Regions from separate parts of the Mus musculus genome. Here region 1 is linked to region 2. A link is a loop called in an ENCODE intact Hi-C map of the cell type or tissue named here. Cell type or tissue: left cerebral cortex. All regions are shown on one strand.

The links. Peaks named below come from ENCODE experiments on the same cell type or tissue, not always from the same donor. Only the 100,000 strongest peaks of a DNase experiment are listed, where the experiment ranks them.
Region 1: a loop joins it to region 2, with 2.8 times the contacts of the local background. A loop is called at or near these places in 7 of 42 quality-filtered maps.

What each region holds. Positions count from the first base shown.
Region 1 is chrX:42,278,501-42,286,500 of GRCm38, reverse strand. No RefSeq gene overlaps it. Among named protein-coding and RNA genes, the nearest start is that of B230118I11Rik, 96 kb to the left of the region's middle. In left cerebral cortex, no CTCF peak of the experiment used is centred here; a DNase peak (open chromatin) is centred at 3,369.
Region 2 is chrX:42,515,925-42,523,924 of GRCm38, reverse strand. Sh2d1a (SH2 domain containing 1A) reads right to left here. Exons shown (of 4, transcript NM_011364.4): 3 at 3,141-3,282; 4 at 1,828-2,210. The coding sequence ends at 2,173. Among named protein-coding and RNA genes, the nearest start is that of Sh2d1a, 17 kb to the right of the region's middle. In left cerebral cortex, no CTCF peak of the experiment used is centred here; a DNase peak (open chromatin) is centred at 4,064.

The DNA.
Region 1 (8,000 bases), 240 kb after region 2:
GACCAGTAGCCTTTGTATGTAGACTATAATGTAGACTTCATATGTAGACTATAATGCATTTATGAACAAAGTAATGCAGTACTGTATAAACAGAGACAAAGTTTGTTCCAGTTATTGGATTACAAAGATTATGACATATTCTTTCTGTTGGGCTGTGGAGAAATAGGCACTCCTAAATTCAGCACTACATGCAAGCAAGTAATACATTGTTTCAACCTCTACAGAGAGGCATTTGACAATATATAGCAGAAATATACAGGTATTTGCCATTTGAAATATCAACTGTTTCTAGAAATTTGGAATGATAATACACCCTAATTTAAAAATGCATGCATACATACAAACATACATACATACATACATACATACATACATATATAGTTAGCACACATACATTTGCCAGCTGTGTGAAAATACACAAAACACTAGTGAAAAACTAGGTCTGCTTACTCAAGGAGATACACTGAAAAAGAATGGAGTCCAAGGACGGAATGGAAAGAATAAGGAAGTGAGAATTCTCTTAGGTGTGTCTTCTGTGTACTTTTGCCTCTTAAAATCAGTGATATTTCAAATATGCAAAAACAAAATCAAAGTCCTATTTCACAGTAGTGATCATGGCAGGGAGAAGGTAAGTAACACTGCACTGGGGGGGGGGCGTAGATATATGGATAGATGTGTGTGTCCTTGTATATATTTCCAGCTCTGTCCTCTAAGCATGTCTCTAGAAACAGCACCAATGAGCATGTGAAGTTTCCAGGTCCTGGCTTCTAAACACTACTCTTAAGAACTGAGGCTCTATGGAGAAATAGCTCATTTGAGGGGTGGGGTAGTAAAAAACACAAAATGAATCTGGAATATCTTACAATGCCATTAGGTAATCAAATGACCAAAGGCAGACAGACACCAGCTTGAAAGGGCTATAACTAGTCATATCTTAGACAAAAATCAGTAATGATATTATGAATTATAACTGTAGAATAAAGTAAATATCTATGATTTATCTCCGAAAGACTATTATAAACAAACAACTGATTCAGGCAAAAATCAAAGTCAAAGCAGACACTAAGTATCAGAGGAGTGCTCAGGCAGAAATGGGGAATCTATTATCACTGTTTTCCACAAAAGCCAGGGACCATCATGGAAGAGGGGCAGAAAGCTTAAGAGTCAGAGGTCAGGGAGAATCAAAGTGAAACAGTATATACTGTACATGGCAGGTCCACTTTCCTTGGGAGCAGCAGCTGTTATTTCCTGCATAAGAGCTTCACATGAGCAAGTCAAAATGCCAGCATGGAAGGGGCTGCATGAGCACTGAGTTCTGGCTCAGGCACTATGGACAATCAACAGCTTCTAGAGAAGTCATCTTTCTTTATGGGTGTGGCTCCTGGTAGGTTGTCAGTACTCCAGAGGATGTACCACACTCATGAATACATGGACAGCATATGGTCTCTGTAGGTTATTAAAAAAATAAAGGACATAAAGTGAGGAGTGGGGTGGATCTTGATGGAATTAAGAGTGAGGATGAATACTGTCACAATATATTATATGCATATATAAAATGCTCAAGGAATAATTATAATAAAACTAGTGAAAGATAAACACAGGAAGAGTTAGTTACAAGACATGCACACAGACGCACTATATCTTCACACAATTTTATGTGTATGGGTATTTTGCTTGCATGTTCATGAAGGCCAGAAGAGGGTATCATCAGGTACCCTAGAACTGGAGTTACAGGTGGTTATTAGCTGCTAGAAACCAAACCCAAGTCCTCTGGAAAAGTAGTCAGTACTTAACGCTGAGCCATCTCTTCAGACTCACTTAATTATAAGGCAAAAACCATATTAGTTTCAGAGTGAAGAAACACATCACCAGCACTATAGTTAAAAATCATTATTGCCGGGCGTGGTGGCGCACACCTTTAATCCCGGCACTTGGGAGGCGGAGGCAGGTGGATTTCTGAGTTCAAGGCCAGCCTGGTGTACAAAGTGAGTTCCAGGACAGCCAGGGCTATACAGAGAAACACTTTCTCAAAAAAAAATCATTATTAATGGAACAAACCACTATGTGTCTACCAAGTCATGATGCACTGAGAAAGACATTAACAATTGTCTTCTTTTAGGTGTATAAGTTTAAGTCTTTACCACTGGCCTCTCTACAGGAATTCTTAACTCTGCTACATGATGCCAAGGCCTTAGCTTCTGTTCATGACCACTTCAGCTCTGCATCTCTCATGGCAACAAAACCTTTTAAACATTTCCAAGGTGCCAGCATGAGAATCAGCCTTAGTCCCTATAGATTACAACTCTGTGTGCTTATTGAAGCTACATATTCTTAACACAGCCTGATAGAATCTTTGAGAGATTCTCCAACTTCCTTCTGAAACATCACAAGCCAGATTTTTATTACCTGCACTGTTTTAAGCATTCGTAACCTCCCAAGCTCCCAAAGAACGGGTCACTGAGCTTTGGTCTCTGGTGACTATTCCACCCAAAGTTTCAAACACGCCCTAAAACAACAAGGTCACGTCTGTGATAGCAATAACCAACAATTCTGAACCCGCTTTCGCACTACCTTTCTATTGCTATGATAAAACACTATGACAAAAAGTAATGTAAAATCAGGGCAGGAACTCAAGCAGGAACCCAAAGGCAGAATCAAAAGCACCGGGCATGAAGGAGTGCTGCTTCCTGCCACTCACAAAAATAAACCATGAAGACTTCCCAAAGGCAGTCTACTGTGTCCCACCCGCATACGAGCTAAAGATGATCAACTTTGGAAACTATGTATAAAAGATGGCAGGACTAACTGTGCTTTGGCCATGTCAATACCCATATAATGAAAAATAGCACATTATAATCCAACTTTTAAAATCAAAGACAAAAAAGCAAACCTTGAAAGCAACAAAAGACAGCATATCACATAGAGAGTCAATCGGTCTAGTAGCCACCTCCAATCATAAGTCTTACAGTCTAGGAAACTGGAGTGACATATTTAAAGTTTCTCTACTTTCTTGCCAACATCTGTTGTCTTTTGTTTTGTTGGTTATACTCATTATCACTGGAGTAAGATGAAATTTCAAAGTTGTTTTGATTTTCCTTTCCTAATTGCTAAGGATGATGTACATTTTAAAAATATTTCTTAGTCATTTTTTGATTCTTCCTTTTGGAACTCTGTTCAGACACAGATCCCCCAACCCTTTTACTGTTTTGTTTTTTGATGCTTTTTTTTTCCCCTAACAGTTACTAAAACAGATACTGGTAAATGTAGCTCTCACTCTTCAAAGATGTTTCTCTTTGTAACAGATGGAGACTATCACAGAAAATCACAACTGGTCAAAACAGTAGAGAACATCTGATCTTGCGGTGCCCAAACTCAAGGGATATATTTATAATACAACTCCCGAATCTTATGCTCAGAGAACACTGAGGGAAAAAGAGTAGAAAGATTTTAAGTGTCTGAGAATGAGGAAGTTTGCTGTGAGACTGTGACTCCTAGAAATGTCAGAGAAGCTACACCCATGAAATCTCATCAATATGGCTGCCTTAAATAAGCCCTGAACAATGGCAACATGAATAGAGGGAAATCTCATGGACCCTAGCCACAGATAAAAAGAAGTATAAGCAACTAAGATATGCTTAGAATGATACATACTTAGACTACTACTGTGTGGAGGTAATTTTCTGTGCACAGGGAAATCAAATAAGTTATTTGATTTGTTTTATTGTGAAAATCATTTTATTACCATGATTAAAGAACCAACTTGAAATATTAAGATAGAACTGCAGGTGACAACCAAAAGAATCAAAAGTAACAAGTCAAAACACACCACTAGATAAAAACTTAAAAAGACTAAGAAAAAGTGCAAGAGATCTACAAAACCATCAGGAAACAGACGAAAAGATGGCAGCACTAAGTACTCTGTGTTTTAGTCAGAAAAATTGCCGATTAAAACTGAGTTTAATAGATTAAAAAAAATCCAAACTATATGCTGCCTGTGGTAGTCTGAATGAGACCGACTCTCATAGTTCCCTAATTGGTGTGCTGTTTGGGAAGGATTGGGAGGGAGGTGTGGCCTTATCAGAGATGTGTCACTGGGAGCTGGCTTTGAACTATCAAAGCCCATTTCCTTACCTCTTTGCCTCATCCTACTTGTTGATAAAGATGTAAGCTCTGAGCTACTGCTCCAATGCCATGCACATCTGCCTGCTGCCTGATGGTCATGCACTTACTCGCTGAAACTGTAAGCCCCCTATAAACTTTCTTCTATAAGTTGCCTTGGTCATGGGCAAGATACTTCTTATAAACGACTCACTTCACCTTTAAGGAATATAAACAGACAAAGTGAAGGGATGGAAAAGACATTTCATGCAAATGGACACCCAAATAGTATACTTTCATCATGTAGAATAGGCTTTTATAAATTAAAAAGAAACAAAGGAGGTTTATATCTATTATATATACTATAAATAGATTTAATATAATACATAATTTATATAATAAAAATAACATCATTGCAATAAACCATATCCAATACTGTGAAGTTGAAAGCATTTCTTCTCAGATCAGGATAAGATAGGGATGCCTATTCTCACAGCCACAACAATGGGTAGGAAGAAAAACAAAGGTGTCCTAATTTGAAAGGAAAAGGTTCAATTATCACTAGACATCGGTTTTTCTGGAGAAGACCTTGATGGAAGAAGCCAGTGAAAACATGTTGGAGCTATTAAGCAAGTCCAGTTAAGTTATAAAAGAATGATAAATTAGCACCATTTCTACACTTGGATTCTTTTCAGTTTGTTGTAAGTGTAAGTGTAAGAAACAATGCTAATTTACACTGGCTATGAACATACTAAGGCAGGGAGACAGCAGGCAAAGGACTTTCTTTGTAGCTTGAGTTCAATCCCCAGAACCCATAGTGTAAGGAGAGAACCAACTCCCACAAATTATTTTCTGACTTCCACACATCTCTTGTGGCACGCACTTCTATTCTCTCATTCCCTTCCTTCCAAACCCCCACAAGCTACACCCTACGCACAATAATTTAATAAATACTAAGGAACACATTGAACTAAAGAGGTAAAAAGATTTGTATACTAAAAGCTGTAACACTGAAACTGAAGACACAAGTAAGTGTAAAGATACTTCGTAGCAATGTATGTGAAGTACTAATATTGTTTAAATGCCCATATAGCCCCAAAGCAACAACATAATTCATATTAAAATGCTCATGACATTTTTTTACAGAAACGAATGAAGCAATTGTGACATTTGTATGGAATTACAAGAGACTTTAAATAGCCAGTGCAATCTTAAGGAAGGAAAAGTAAAGGTGAAGGTATCCACTAGCTAATTTTTAAAAACCTCAGTAATCAAAATAACATAATATAGGCATAAAAACAAACACAAAGACCAATGGAACAGAATGGAGAGGCAGAAATAACTGCACACTTTTATGGTTGACATCCAAGAACACACAATGGAGAAAGGACAATCATTTTAGTAAACAATGTTAGAAAGACTGGATATTCATTCACCGGAAGATGAAACTAAACCCTAAACTCAGACACTATATAAATTTATAAACACTGCCAGAGAGATGTTTCAGTGGCTCAAGAGTTCTGACTACTTTTCTAAAAGAACCCACCCAGTTCTATTCCTAGTACCCACACAGCAGCTCACATGTGTCTCTAACTCCTGTCCTAGGGGATCCAATGCCTCCTTCTTGACTCACTGGTGCACACACATGCCAGCAAAACACCTATATACACATAAAAAATAAAGTTAACTAAATTTTAAATAAGTAAGTTTAAAATGGATTAGAATTTAAAGACCAAAAACCACAGAAGAAAATTCTCCAGGATACCTGTCTGGACATATGGCTTGAAGAACATTAAGAAATAAAACTGGCAGTGGTACCATACATCTTTAAATTGGATCTTTGATGTTCAAGCCAGGACAGCCAGGGCCACACAGAGAAACTCAGCCTCTACATAAATAGAGAGATAGACAGCAGAAAGGAAGAATAGGGCTGTATAAAAAAAAAATTCAGGTAAGAAAATATTCACAAATTACATTGCCCTTAGTTCAAAATATACAAGAAAGAAATTCATACAAGTAGACAGCAAAAAAATCAAATAACCTGATTTTAAAAATAGGCAAAAGGCTTAATGACACACAAGTGGCCAAGAAGTATATTAGTCAGTGCTCGGTATCACTAAGTCATTAGTAAATCCACGGAATGTGTTGTGGCTGGCCCATTAGGATTCACCACTCCTGCTACTTTTAAGAGCATACAGGAGGACATTATCTCAAGCGACATGGGCCCAGGCACAGAACAGAGAGTACCACACTTTAATGCAGAATGTAAACTAATCAAACTCAGAGATGCCCAGAAGCTTCCCAGAGGCTGGGGAGGAGAAGTTTGAAAAAAAGGCTAAGTATCTGTTTCAAATATAACATGCTGTCCATTTAAATAACAATATGTATTAACTGAAAAACCATCAAGAGATTTTTAAGTATTCTCATAGCAAAAGTAATAACCCTGCTTGGCTTACAAATTTCACAATGTATGAACACTCCAAAACATCAAGATGTAATAAGCTATACGATGTGGACAAGAATGTTCTAGGACACAGGGAGCAAGCAACCTTTTGCCTCCTGAGGCATGGGCATGCTTCACCATGATATATTTTTAAAGAATTTGAATAGTGTAAACCTTTAAGGTTCAAGTAATTAGTTGTGAATGTTTTGATTTCTAAAATGTAGAAGTTACTGTGTAGGGAGCACTTTCCCCCTCTCTTAGCCCCCTGCCTTCAATTACGTTTTACACGTAGGGGTCATGTGTGCTGTCTCCTTGACTTGAAAGTTATTTCACTCTCATTATATTTGGCCTGCCTGTTAATTTTAAAGATGCAACTTACATAGCAGCTTTTCTTGTTCATAATTAGCAAAAGGTAGAAACAAGTATATGTATCTAGTGAATTAATAAACTGTTCTGCATGTTCACAGTGGAGTCTAACCCAAGAACAGAATGAACTTTTCCCTTACAACACCTGCACAAAGATCCCAAGCTAAGAATTTTATACACAAACACAACACTGGATGACTCACTTAAATGACATTCTATGACGGTCAAGTTTCATTGATGATGAAGAGAAACTGGAAAGTTGCTACCTGTAGAAAAGGATGGAAGCAGAGACTAGCTGAAGACTATAAAGAAACCGTCTAGAGTTGATAGTGTGGCTCAGTATCTTTAATAAGGATGGGAGTTAATTATTTAAGCAATTGTTACAAACAGCAAACACGAACCTAGTTTGCATATTTATCACGTACAATTTGCCAAATAGAAATTAAGTATTAAGTGCATAAAGATATATAGGCTACAGGAGTTTGGAGAAGTAGGCCCATGTTTGCCATTTGCTTTGAAATACATAGAAACAGCCTTCATAGAGAGGATATGGACTGATACCAAGTACAAAATATGTTCACCATTAAATTTTTCCTACTTTGTTATAGTGTGATTTTTTTTTAAATATAAAATGTTAGAGTTACCTGCCTTTAAAAAAAAAAATCCAAAACCACAAAGTCCTCCTGAGCAAATCTACTATGAGAGCCTCTCATAGCACCTTGTAAAACATACTTGGTCCCGTTTGTAAAAAATGTTACATTTGTATCCCATGTCCTAGGAACAAATGTCAAAAACAAAGTCGATCTTTCTGGTCTTTGGGTGTCTACCCAGGCAGCAGTGGATAGTAAAAAAAAAGATTTGTTGATCTGAGGGGATACTTAATCAAATTTATTATAGTTTCCTCATATCAATATGCCTTACGCTTGGCTGTTTTATTTTGCTGAATCATTACAACTGCCAGAATAATCTATCTGACCTAGTGCCCACCCATATGAATTCTTACAATTTTTATTTACTATGTGTATTCACTAAGAGGATAACTTTACAGCAGTTTCTATCTACCATGTGAGTTCAAATCAAAGCTAGGTTATCG
Region 2 (8,000 bases):
GCCTTCTTCAGTGCTTTAATTTATTAACAGCAACTGTCTCTATATTTTATTTATCTGTTTGTTTGTTTGTTTGTTTTTGAGATAGGGAAAGGGTCTCTCCATGTAGACCTGCCTACCTGGACCTCACTATGTATATGGGACTGTCTCTGTATTTTAAATGAATATTTAAAAACAAACTGGGTAAATAAAATTTTCAATTACTTTAGTTAAAGGTGAAGGCCACTCATGCATTTTCAGAACAGAGTTTTATAAAGGAACAGGTAAATGCCACTCATATATTTAGTTATTCAGGAATGAACAGATTTCAGAGAGTTAAAACACACATTAAAATCTAAATTCAAAATAAAGGATTTTAAAAATAGTTTTAGGTACTGAGGATGTAATTTGGCTGGTAGAGTGCTTGTCCAGCATGCACAAATTCCTGGGTTAAAGCCACGGTGCTGTACAAATCAGGTATGGTGACACACGCCCATAATATAAGCATTCAGGAGGTGAAAACAGAAGGATCCCAACTTGAAGGTCATCCCTAACTACACAGCAAGCTGGAGATCAGCCTGGACTACATGACATCCTATCGTTAAAGTATTTAAACGTATGTATTTTGTTTTATCTTAAAAGTAAACTACTTAACTTATATGCAAGTTAATGATGCTCTTATTTCAACAAATAGCAAGTTGTCCCCAGTGAGTCACTGTCACCATACTCCATCTCTGCATGCTCAAAGCATCCATGTCAAATGCTCCAGATGCATAACTAGCCCTGTCTCTTAGCAGTTCATGCATTCTTAACCAAGCTCACAAGATTCAGGGAACACTCCGAGTTCTAATGTATTAGTTTTCCTATGGATTTTGGACCAGAGTATTTATGCTGATTCAGCATACCACTAAATACAAATGTACCTACATATTGGGAACTTCACTTACATATGTATCAACTTTTAAAGCCACTGTTGTCTCTAAAGTTTTCTTTTCATTGTTTTTACCTTACTGTTTTCCTGTCCAAAAGGGCAGTGCACCGCCTGAAGGCATGAAACAGGTGTTTCTACTTCTGTGCCCCCAGTGCCCTATTATGCTCTTTGAGTGAATGAATTCTGTGAGCCCTGAAGCAACTTGGCATACTATCAATCACAAAAGCCATGGAAATATAAATGTGAGAAGACAACACTGCCTACAATTCAACTCTTACTTCGGCTTCGCATGACTCAGAATCGCTGAAAATTAATGAAATCACAAGCTTTTGTGGGGTTGCCTAATTACAGATCAGTTGATCATGAGATGCAGCCACGGGAGTTCCCTTCCAAATACATTTCTGCTTGCAGTCGAAACGACTGGGGCACAGATATATGAAAAACAAAAATTCATTGCATCATTTCATCAGCTCTCTAACATAATTTCAAAACCTGTAGCATCAAGCACAATAAACATTTAAAGCCTACTTTAAAATATAGGCTTGTAAATTCCAGTTTGCTCTGCAGGCTTATTTTGTTTTTGAAGAAGGGTGTCCTGTAGCCAAATGATACTAAACTCCTGATCGCCCCACTTCCATGTCTCTAGTGCTGGAATGAAAAGTATGCCTTACCACACCCCACTAGTCCAAAGATTTAACTGTCTTAGCAGAAGAACTCTAGGCAAGAAGGTGGATTTCAAATTTAAACAAATAGTCTTTTCTCTTTATCTAGTACTTCTTTGAGCACACACCTTCATAAATCCCAAAAGAAGCCTTGGGCACCACAGCTATTATATCTGCACACCAACCACCTTGGTACCATGAAGTCAAGCAAGACGCTTGCAAATCAATAGCTATGAAATAAGTCACGAAAAATGCCGCTTTTAACCAAAAAAAAAAAAAAGAGATCATTTTTATTTTATTTACATTTGGCAAGAAACGACATTAATCTTGTGTAAAGTCTTCATTGTGCTTTTAAATTGTTTCTCATTTGTAAATACGGCAACTAAAAATACCCTAAGGGATTCAGTTTTCCAATCCGCACTTTAAAGCACTTGTTATCTACCACGTCCACTTGCAGCTTTGACATCAGGCGAGATGCTATTACAGGACTAGAGTCGTGCTTAAAAGGCATTTGCAGCTCGCTGAACTGTACTATCTACAATATACAAGACTTGGCACATACTTAAATTATTGAAAATAGAGTACAGAGTGAGTTACTCTTCTTCATGGTGCATTCAGGCAGATATCAGAATCTCTTCTCCCTAAAGAAAAAGAATAGCAAACATCAGGACAAAGTTGTTCAGTATTAAAATAATAGTTTAACTCAAATTTGTAATATTGAACCTAATGCTATGCCTCATGCAGCTATTTAAAATTATTATTTAAAATTCATCCAAAAGAATAGACTACTGGACAGAAAGGAAAGTTAGTTGCATTCTAAATTAGAGTTCTATCTATATTTCATTTCAAAGGCTTTGCTATTCATTAATTTAATTCACATTTGAGTCTAATTATCAACTTATGCCTAAGCCTGGTTCTTGTCCTCAAAATTTTAAGAACTCATTTTATCATAAATATTAACTGCATCAATCATGGCAAATCTTCTCACTCAAAACAAAATACTAACCCTTTTTCATAAAAGAACAACAGAGACATCAGCTGGCTGGCGTGTTCACTCCTGAGCTCAACAACTCACTAAAAATAACTTTGCTCAGGAGAATCATGCATGCTGGTAAAACAGCCAAGTTTGCTAATTTGAATTCCTTTGCTACAGTAAAAATTTCACTCATTCATTCAAAGGTCATCAGTCCAGGAGTCAGAATCACAGGAACCAAGCTAGCTCTAGCCTTCCTGTGCCATCTTTCAAATTGTACATGCGTGGGTTACTGAAGCAAAGTGGTATTTACTGTCTACAAAGAGGAAGAGGGACAATAAGCTAGAAATAAAGAGATTAAAATATCCCGGAATCATACTTTCCATAGTTCTACGGTTTTATGAAAAAGGTAAGTGTTAGAGCATCTTATGGCCCCTTTGTGTCATTACCTCTCACCTGATTGGCTGGCTCCAGCTCTCTCCTTGTTGCGTTTTTCTTATAAGTCTTCCTGTTTATGACGTGGGTATGAATAGGTTTACCCACATGCCCCGCCCCCCAACCCGAAACTCTGCAATACTTTCAAAACTGGGCAGCACACCTGTGGGAGCTTGTGGGCCCCTGCCAGAGGACTTTTCAACTGGATACTGCAGAGGCGTCACGATGCCTTGATCCGGCTTCTGAAACGCTGAGATGAGATTTTTTACTTTCCGGAAAAATCTTTTATGTACTCCAGGTGCTGTCTGGAAAAATAAAAGACCAAAACCATTATTTATTTGCCTCTTAATGCTTAAAAAAATAAAAAGACCTATAAGATGTGAGAAGGATGCAGAGAGGTAACATTTGTGCAACTTGCTCAAATATTTGAAAACATAAGGAAGAAAGCAAAACAACATCCAGAAGAGCTTCCTTTGCTTGGCTGCATTTCCCTGCAAGAAGAGCTAATGAGCTGTCATCTCAGCTCTCCCAAGGGTAGTATTAGTCCTTACAAGCTCTTGCTCACAGCCCTGCCCTTCTTGACTGCTACCCATCATACATCCCGAACCTCTAAGGGTGTACAGGCCATTACCCACAATGAATTCAGTAACAAAGGAAATGCAGTTAAACATACAAAAAAAAAAAAAAAAGCACAGATCCTACAGGTCATTAATAAAAAGCCTGAGCAACCAAAACAACAACAACTAACAACCTATCGCCTATCATCATTTCACAATATAAAATACTACAGAGAAAATTAAAAACTGACTGTTGTGACACATGTAAATGCACGGCTGGCCATCACGTATACTTTTCTACATCATAAGCCATACTAACTCATCCTTCATGTAAATTTTGACTTCCTTACCCCAGTTGTTCTCACTGTCAGTGCTACGCCATGACAAGGTTTCCTCTATGACATGAAAATGAAAGGCTATAGAAGGTTACCTTTACTTATATATTTGTTAGTTTTTAAAGAGATCACATTTGCAGGTGGCTGCCAGGAGTGTGTTCTTTCCCTGACATCTGTGCTCTCACAAAGACACTGCCTGAAATCAACACTCCCCACAAAGCTTTTGAGGCAAGCTTTAGGCACCAGCGCCAAACTGTCATTTTACATAAAATAAAATAGTATTGCTATGAGCAACTGAACAATGACTACTCGGGTTTTTTTTTTTTTCCTTTCTATGTTATTATATTTTTTAGAAAGTTGTTTTTCAGATATTCCATCTGGAAGGTTTTTGAGATGGGAACTGCTTGGGATTTAGCATTTAATGAGAAAACATGAAGCCTGGCACACAGACTTCTGTCAACTAGACCATAAGTTAGAGATAACAGACTGTCCAAAGCTATTCTCAGTCATTGCCTACTTTGAAGCGAGGACTTTTCCAGTACAAATCATGTTCTTGTTCTCTGTAAATTAGTGCCCACCTGTACACTCTCAAAGACAGAAACAGTCTCCCACCCACCTCTATCTGTAGGATCAGAAGACCTTCCTAAATTTCTGTTGAGGTCTCACCTAAAAATAGCAGGGCCATTCTTGCAGCAGCCATGTTTGTGAGTAGCTCTTTTGCTCCAAGGAAGACCTCTCAAACTACAAAGGCACGCAGTGGGTACAAAATACTACCTTAGGTCTTCCTTGGCGCATTTCTTGATCTTTCCAAACACTTTACCATCTCTTGCCTTCACTATTTCCTCTCAGATTAGTAGATACATATACACTCTTTCCATTGTTTTCATTCCACAGACACAAACACATAAACTAATCATCTTATATAAAGTACATTCATAAGCAGGTGTGTGGTCACGCGGATGATCAGAAGCAACAGAATTGTCTCTGCATTCCTTTCAGGCTAGGAATAGACCAAGAAGTTTCTAGTGAAGCTGAGGTCACCAGCCAAAGGAAAGACATACATATTTTCCAAGAGTGGAACCATTTACAAACCAAACTTCATTTAGACTAAATTTTTGTGGTTTATAAAAGCATTTTCAACAAAGGCATCGTTTCTACAGGGACTGGCAGTTAACACGTGATTATCCACGCTGACAGAGAAGGCTAATAGCACTGGATATAATAGAAGGAATTTGAACTTGAAATGCAGTGTTTCTTTACCTAATTTATGATGCTTGGCTTAGGCCAATAAGTAATTTGCTTACTAGCTAAGGATCTCCTGGTGACCAACTACGCAGAAAGGCTCAAAGGCACAGAAATTGGCAGGGAGAGAACAGTATGATTTTGATAATGCGCTGCTGACAACCTATACATTTATAAATGATAATCAACAATTCATCATAAATTTAGTCTCCAAGGACTATGTTAATATCCTCAGCAGTGTTCTACCTAAAATGAAAAAAAATTCTTATTTGTCTTGTATAATTCATAGATTCAAGGTTCAATGTAACATCTATCTAAGACTTACTTAGCTTTCAAATGGTCTATGCACAGAGGATAGAAAGTCACTGATATGACTTTTTCTTACAGTGTAGCAAACTAAAATGTTTTTTTTCCTAAACAGTACCACTTACCAAATTTTGGAAAGACATTTACCACATAAAAAAATCACCACTGACAGCACTATCCTGTCAGTGAATTCATTTCTTGTTCACATTTGTGTATTTCTCATTCTGGCACCTCTTAGTTATCCATGGAAATGTTTTGAATCACAGCTGGTCTGCAACTCATTCTGTGGAAATTTCTTCCAGTCAGATAGCATAAGTTCTGAGACTATGAACTAGTTTAATATTCACCTTATCAAGAAGGTAAATGTTGTAGACAGAAAAAAAATGTAATACACATTTCATAAAACAAAGATTTTTTACCTCTTTCACATTTGGGGAAATATGAAATGCCTGCACTTGTGGTGCAAATAATTACAATATTAAATAGTGAGGGTCCAATCAGACAACATAAAGGACATTTATGAGCAATAAGTCCTCTCCTTCCTTCTAAAAATGATTACATATATGCAACAATGTGATATGATGTTATATGTGAAATGGGAGAAAACAAATTATAAAATGTGTCTAAGAGTTCATATCCTATCCCTTCTTCCCAAGGCATAGGCATCATTGAGGAAGAGGGCTGAAGAGTGTAAGGGCTAAAGGTGGTGGGTGGCTCCAAGGAAACAGGGTCTTCCAGATACAACAGGGTGGCTTCACATATGAATTCATGGTGGTTATAACAGCATACACAAGACTTGTGCAAGCCTAAGCTAGGCCAAAGTCCAACATGGAGAGAGGAAGTATGCACAGAGTCCCACCTCTAGCCAAGGAACTATTGGCAATTAATAACTACCAGGAAAAGAGCCAGTTTTCTTTAAGAGAATAGCCCCTGGTAAGTAAACCATGCTTCAGTAAAAGGCCGCACATCCAAGAATATTTGGGTAGCACAAACTGCATTGACAGACTTAGGGATAAACAGGAGTATAAAAGGCGGGTGAATAGAGAGGGAAGGGTGGATCTGAAGGAGTTAGAAGACAAAGGTAAATATGATCAAAACATATTGTACAAAATTCTCAAAGAACTAATTTTTTAAGTAAAAAAAAAAAATCAAAGGCTCTCCATTAAAATTTTCTATTGCTCATCTGAAGGCTATTTCTTGGGGTGGAAAAAGATTAAATATAGACAACCCATGCACAAATTCATATGTATCAGCTATACATAATTATTATTCATGATAAGTCAAATTGCTTATTTATTTAAAGTGATAGATTTGTTTAAGAAGTATAGTTTTTATTAGAAATGGTATTGATTTTCCCTTGGATAGTATCCTGACACAAAATAACAACATGGCCACAAAGGGATATAGTATTTTATGAAGGAACATAATCAAAAGATATTATAAACTTGTCTTATGAAGTGCATTAACATGTACAGCGAATATATGGCAATAAAAAGGAAAATTATTTGGTAATATTATTCAATGGTATAACAATTGTCTAAAATGCATGAGACCCTGGGTTTCATCCTTCATCTATTTTTTACGAACCTGAAAGTTAAAAATAAAACTTAAAAATAATATTAACCAATTAATAAGATAACAGTATACTTGAATATATTCTAATTTGTTTTGATAATTCAAATACTTGAAATTTATACTTTGCTTTTTACTGACAAATTTGTAAGACATTCTTAAAACTTTTGTCTAGACTTTATTATTCTTTAAATGCACAGATTTATTTAGTTACTAATAGAAATTGATATTGACATCTATGCTTTCAAAAGATCATTGTGAAGCATTTCCACTATCAGGATAAACTAGTATAAGGTCAGAAACCAACTAAAGCCTAAAGTTTGAAAACCACAGCTGTAGAATCATGAATTGATTCATAAAATGCATTGCTCTATACCACCCTGCTCTCTAGAAATAGTTCAATAATTTCTTGGACTGTCACAGTGGTGTACAAATATTTCAAAGCCATAAGAAACCTTCATTCTGAATTAATGTTATTCAAAGCCCTAGTTCATAAGGAAAACTAAAGGGATCTAACCCAGTGAAGCCAAGATTGGTACCCAGAAGTATACCCACTCACCTCCTCCTCTTCTTCTTCTTGGACTCCTAGGGAGTCCCAAGATGGAGGAGAACATCATTCTATAAAACATCCTTTTAAATCACTACAATAGCAGATAGGAATTCATTGTGTATATATATTTGAAATTCTCAAAGAAGATTTTTATTAAATAAAAACTACAATTTTCCCTCTTCTCTTTTCCGACTATCCAGAGGCTCTTTTATGGCTCCTTTGAAAACCTTGCCTATGCACACAGAGCAGCAGCAATCGCCTGGATGTTTGAAAATGCCTCTGTTCAAATTCTTGTGCCTGGTAAATTTACACCAGATGACACACAATCATACTGCTGAGAAGTTTTCAGTAGTTCACATTTTTGGATGCTCACTGTATGTCAGACTCTCCAGCTAAGAGCTTTAGTTGCATTGCCTTATAACTCCCTGAAATGGGTCCTCTTGATAAATGTTTGTAGACCC